Regions from separate parts of the Homo sapiens genome. Here region 1 is linked to region 2. A link is an interaction called in ENCODE POLR2A ChIA-PET data of the cell type or tissue named here. Cell type or tissue: A673. All regions are shown on one strand. Each heading gives the region's core, and the rest is flanking DNA. Links, peaks and the distances in the headings are about the cores only.

Region 1 (2,907 bases), core at 154-2,653, 490 kb before region 2:
ATATGTATATATATTCAATAGGAGAGAAAGAAGCAAGAGCTGCCAAGGCCCTATGGCTCAAAAGGATTCTCCACCTGGCTGGGCACATAGAGGCGATGGTACCCAGAGCAGGATCTCCAAGTCTGAGTCTGCATTCAGAGGTTTGCCTCCTCAAAAACAACTGAACAAAGGCTGAAGCCGCACTGAGCGCTCGGAAGGCTGGGGAAAGGAGGAGGAAAGCATATGAACTCAGATCCAGGCCTTAAGACAGAAAACACGGAGGCCGTTTCTTTCCAAAATATATCATTAAATCATCGTGTTCTTTCCCTTTAGCCTGGGATGAGTGGGGGGAGGGGATATTCATGGAGATCACTCCTCAAAGAAAATTAAATTATTCTAAATATAAAAGCGTATCTCTTGGTTCAGCAGTCTTTTCCAAATCTATCCCGTTTGCTATTTCACACAAATACAAAGACTCTGGTGTCTCCTTCCATAGCCCGGGTTCCCGCAGAGATTTGGAACCACTAGGAAATTTGTTAAAAAAAAAAAAAAAAAAAAAAAGCCGAAGAGAAAGGACGCTAAAATCTGAGTGCTCAACATTCCCTTCAGAAAGACAAATGTGTCCTCTGAAATGCTGCAGTCCAAGCGGGCCTCTTGACCAAGAAAACAGTTTTAAAACGAGAAAAAAACAGCTTCATCTGGCATTCAATCAGTTGGGAACTCAGAGGGCGGCGGGGAAGGGGGGACGCTTTTAAGGCCTGGGGGTTCTCCCCCAGGGAGGCGGGCTGAGGAGGCTTCCGGGATGCCGGCGGGTGGAAGAGAAATCTGGAACCGTTGTAAATATTCATGTGGGGGGATGCCCCTTCACCCTTCACCCGCCTCTCCCAGCTGCATTCCCCCCTCAGTGATAGTGGGGGAGGGCAAGGCGACTGCCCCACTGTCCTTAGACAAAGGTGATCTCCCCATATTTTTGTTCTCCAGTCGCTTGACTTAAGAAGTCCATTCCGAAGGCTCTGTAGGGAAGGAACTGGCTCTGGGTGTTTTCCCTGCATTTCTCTTCTTTCGTTTCTTAAAAGAGCATAAATAATTAAAGTTTGGCAGGGAGGAAAAGCTTTCTTGCAGAACTGTAGTGGCAATAAATGAAATGACTCAGAATCCCTTCCCCAGTCAGCTTTTACGAGAGCTGCCAGACAGTGTCTGTTCACGTTCTCCAGATACCAGGGGCGCCCTGACAAAGTTAAGGTCAAGTTAGTGTCTTATCTTGGGTGACTCAAAATCACCGCATCGCGTCCTGGCGCTGTGCGGAAAGCTCTTTCTCGCGGAGCGGCTGGCTGCGCCCCGAAGGCCTGGTGCGCTCCCTGCGTTTCGGGTGGGGCCGCGCAGGCAAGGACAAGGCCACAGAGTCGGGGTCTTCACGGTAGGTTCTCGAGCGGGACGCGCGGGTCCGGAGGCTGCGGTTTTCCCTGGGTTTGGGGAATGGGGGTAGGAACTAGGAGGGAGCTGGGGCCAAAGAGCCAAGCGGGCTGGGACTGGAATGAAAGCGCTCTGGGTTGTGGAGTGGGTCGGGGGGCAAGGGTCCGCGCTAAGGAGCCGAAAGGGGCCGGCCGCCCCCTTCCCCTATGCACCGGCGCGCCACTGCAGATGGCTCACCCTCCCCCGCCAAATCGCTGCTCCCGCCGGAGCTGCCGTCGCCATGTCGTTGAACTTGAATGGTTCGTCCTCCCCTTTTCCCTCTTCGGCGGTCAGCAGGCTCCATACTGGGGGCGCCGGGCTGCCTGCACCCCACCCCGTGCCGCCAGTAGAGAGAAGGTGCGAGAATTTTGCGAATCCCCAGACACATAAAGACCCGGGTTGAAGTCCTCGCAGCTGCCCTGGGTCCTGAGCTACCGCAGGGCCAGTGTGCAGCGTCCAGGGAGCCATTTTAGGAGAGAGATCCAGGGGCGTCGACCACGAGCCCGAAAGGGAGAGGCTTGGGCCTGGGATGGAGATGGGGAGGCAGATAAGTGTGCTGGGGGTCTGGGTTGAGGAGAAGAATGTCAGCTGGAATCTGGGCGGGGGTGCCAGCTGCGGGGAGGGAGCACACAAGATGGGCAGTTCTAGTTGGGGGAGGCTCGATGCCCTCCAGTCGCCACAGACCTATTTGCGCAGTGTTGGGGGAGGGAAGAAGACATGGGAAGGGGCGGAGGAAGGAGAGAGGAAGGGAGAAAGGGAGGGAGGAGAAAAAGAGGAAGGGGGGGTACATCAGCCAGAAAATAGATATTAGCTCAGACCACCCGCCTTTTCTCTGTCTGTCCGCACGGTGGGCAGAGCGCACAGCACCGGCACTGCAGCAGCCCGGGCCAGGGAGGGAACCAGCATCACAGCCAGCGCCGCCTGCCCTGGGTATAGGACTGAGGCCCAGGCCCCAGCGCTGGGATTGCCTGGGCGGAGGAATCTTGGGGAAAGGGGCAGCCTCCTGCCCTCGGTTCTGGGATTTGGGTTTGGGAAGAGACGGTTTACCTTTGAAAAGCGTCTGCTCACTCGGAGGTGGGATCCCAGGCCTTGCCTGGACCCATGGGCTAGGAGAGGGTCGCGGCAGGCTGGGAGGAGAGTGAGGCCTTGGGGGAGTGGATGGGGTGCCCCACGAAGAGTCTGCCTCAGAGCCAGGTGACACAGAGGGGCTCCAGGAGGGAGTCAGGCTCCGCTGAGAGCCCTTAGAGAGACAACCTATCTTGGGGGAGGGGCTGAAGTGACCATGCAGACCCAAGGGTACCAGAAGAGCCTCGGGGAAACGCGGCGTGGATTCGCAGGCCTTGGCGGGGCTCCGAAGCAGTGAAGGGTCTAGGTATAAGGCGGACACCCAGGCTAGGCCTGAAAGCAGAGGGGTGAGGAGGACGAAGGTGCGAGTGTGTGGGGGTTGTCTCTTGTGGGGAGCCAGCGGGAAGCCAA
Region 2 (2,907 bases), core at 266-2,765:
TCTGATTTTTGTTTGTGACCAGCATGAATGCTGACCTCTGCCCTTTGAATGATCTTTCCGTCTCCCGGAAAGTTCATGAAAAGGTCATGGAGCTGCGCTGACTTCCTCTGTGTGTGCATGGACGTGTCTTTGCTATTGATCCAGGAAAAGACCATTCTGTGGTTTTGTTCATTTTATTTTTAATGGAAACCTAATCAGTAATTATAAAATGTTTCTAGAAGAATTCACGCCTGAGTAAGTGAAGAAAGCTAACCTCATTTCATGCTGATTATTTAACCTTGGTCATAACTCCCAATTAAATGCATTTCTTGAACCCGTAACAAAGCAAAATATGGCACTTACTGGTCAGAAATTCAAAGCAGGAGAGAGAAAAAATGGCTTAATAGCTGGAAATAAAAACATCAGTGAATTTTTCTTATGGATTCCTTCATGTCAAATTCATATCATGAGTGACTCGCAGTTTTCCCTTTAGATCATCTTGGCATCATCGAGGAGCAAAAATAAAAATGATTTCTAGTATATTCTTGTGGTGATTCCTTCTTTTGATGCTGCCTGTCACTGTAAAAAGGGTTATGAATCTCTGGAAACCTGCTGTACTGTCGGCAGCATAGGCACCAGTTTTCAAATCAGACGTCAGTAACTGGAACAGTTGGAGGGTTTTAAATCTCTACGAGAAAACTATTGCCATTTACAAACAACAAGGATTGTACTGAAATGGTGAAAAATGCACTTGCGTCATATTTAGAATGATTGTGTGTGGGAGGATATAACAATACTTTTCAGGACTGTAAGCCATACGTATATTCATATCTTGTGCTATTTATCTTGTAGATATACAGCGCTGGGAGTTCTCTACTGCTAGCTGTTAGGCTCGTAGCATTGAGGAGGAAAGATCCCAAGGCTTGTCACTGCCGTATATCACTGCAGCTGTGCCCTTTGATTACACTGGGGCGCCACCAGTCATTAATAACAGGGAAAGCTTTTTGTCTGGCAAATGCATCACTGTACAGTCTTTTCTTAACACCTAGGCATCTTGGTGCGGTAGCAAAGGTAAATTAAAGATGAAGCTTGTTTATTTTACAGCCACACTTGTGAAAATAGAGGTGGCCTTTCCAGAACCATTCAGGAAAATGTATTTTTCCCTTGCCTTGTAAAATTGAAATATTTTCATATTTTGCATTTGCTGAAGGGAATCCTGTCATTAAGTCACTCAAACAAACAATTTGAGCACAATGTAGTTATGATTTTAATTCCATCACTGTCACACTCATTTGGCTACCAGAGGGTTACAAAACAAGCTATCATCCAAGACAACAATTACTGTATAGACTTAAAAACCCAAATGTGTTCCTGGTTGAAGATTCTTGAAGAGCATAATGTGAATGAAACTTGCATAGAATGTTTTCCAAATGCGGAAAAAACAACACAGTCAAACTTGATGCTTACTGAATGTGTGGCTTTGAAAGGCTGATGCCAGAGGCCTGTTTTCTAGGCAGTAGTGCTTTCCTATCAAAAGTAATCCCGAAGCTGACCAATTTCTGAGAAGCCTGATCCACAGTAAACTAACTCACAAGAAATGGGTTTATAAATGCCACCTCCCTATGTCAAATGTTGTACTCTTTTTTTTTTTTTTTTTTTTTTGAGATAGGCTCTCTCACTCTGTCACCTGGTCTGGAGTGCAGTGGTGCAATCACAGCTCACTGCAGCCACAAACCTCCTGGTCTCAAGAGATCCTCCCACCTCAGCCTCCTGAGTAGCTGGGATTACAGGTGCACACTATAGTTTTCATTTTTAAGGCAAATGACACTGAATTCCCTATGATGTTCATTATATAAAGTTTATTTTAAAATAATGTTAGGGAAAGAGGCAGTCTATTTAGAGAACATTATTAAGGAATTCAAAGTACAGAATAGGTACATGGTTAGGACAAAACACCATGATTGGCATATGCAAATTACCAAACTATTTACTAAAGTTTGGACAACACTATTAATCAACTTTAAAAACTGCCAGGATAATCATTCTAAAATATGAATTAAATCCCATCATTGCCTCTACATAAAATTGCTCAGCAGTGTTCCAGTATCTACAGGATCTGATGCCTGCCTCCTCTTCCAAACCTATCTCTGTCCTCAACCCTACTCACAACCAAATTCTGCCCCTTCTGTGAGAATGCCACTCCCTCCCCGAGGGTTCCTCCTTACCCCTTACCCCTCAAGACTCGACTCAAATGTGAAGACTCCAGCCCTCAACCCAAGCATTCAGGGCTCATTTGGTCACTATCCAAGGGTTCTGGGCTAAAAGCGGTGGGGACCTCAGGTGAGGATGGAGCAGTCCAGGAGTCAGGTAAGATGCTTCAGTGGAAATCACAGAGGTCTGCTGAGGTCAGCAAAGACTGATGTCTCCCCAGCATCCCTCCTGCTTCAGCCTGCTTGGTGCCTATGCTGTGATTGACTGTTTAAACCAGCCCTGGGGAAGACTGTGGGAGGAAGTAGGAAGGTTTGAGGGTCCTGTCTAATCCGTAATCAACCCTGGGCTGTAATATTTGCAAAGACCTTGAGGAGAAACCAAAAGTTAAGGCAGAAGACCCGTCAGAGAACCAAACACACAAGATGGGAATTGAGTGAAGAGGCTGCACCTTAGGCATCAGTGGGTAACTGAGTCTCCATTCACTCTGAGTCCTAGTGAGGCTGGACCTGCCAGCCAGTTCCAGGTCCTGTGCGAGCTGGAGAAGCTCCCCAGATGTGAGGGAGACCTGGTTGTTATTGGCCCCCACCATGGTGGGGCTGGGCCTAAAGAAGGCACAGCACAGTTAATGACCTTTGAGATCCCATCAAGGAGAAGCAATGTGTTCCCCAATAGGATTCAGGATAGATTTCCAGATAAGAACAGGATAAGCTTCCCAAA

What was found. ChIA-PET counts read pairs that join two places held together with the same protein. Peaks named below come from ENCODE experiments on the same cell type or tissue, not always from the same donor. Only the 100,000 strongest peaks of a DNase experiment are listed, where the experiment ranks them.
Region 1: POLR2A ChIA-PET joins it to region 2 with 23 read pairs; 2 of 35 experiments call an interaction of 5 or more read pairs at or near these places.

Annotation. Positions count from the first base shown.
Region 1 is chr2:176,103,231-176,106,137 of GRCh38, forward strand. No RefSeq gene overlaps it. Among named protein-coding and RNA genes, the nearest start is that of HOXD11, 2.6 kb to the right of the region's middle. RefSeq lists an enhancer at 920-1,906. In A673, for the core only: a CTCF peak has its summit at 1,241; DNase peaks (open chromatin) are centred at 781, 1,141 and 2,211; H3K4me3 peaks cover 2,500 bases; H3K27ac peaks cover 2,500 bases.
Region 2 is chr2:176,589,411-176,592,317 of GRCh38, forward strand. It overlaps LOC124907910 (a long non-coding RNA gene), which reads left to right. Exons shown (of 2, transcript XR_007087314.1): 2 at 1-521. Among named protein-coding and RNA genes, the nearest start is that of MIR1246, 10 kb to the right of the region's middle. RefSeq lists an enhancer at 1-550. In A673, for the core only: no CTCF peak of the experiment used is centred there; no DNase peak of the experiment used is centred there.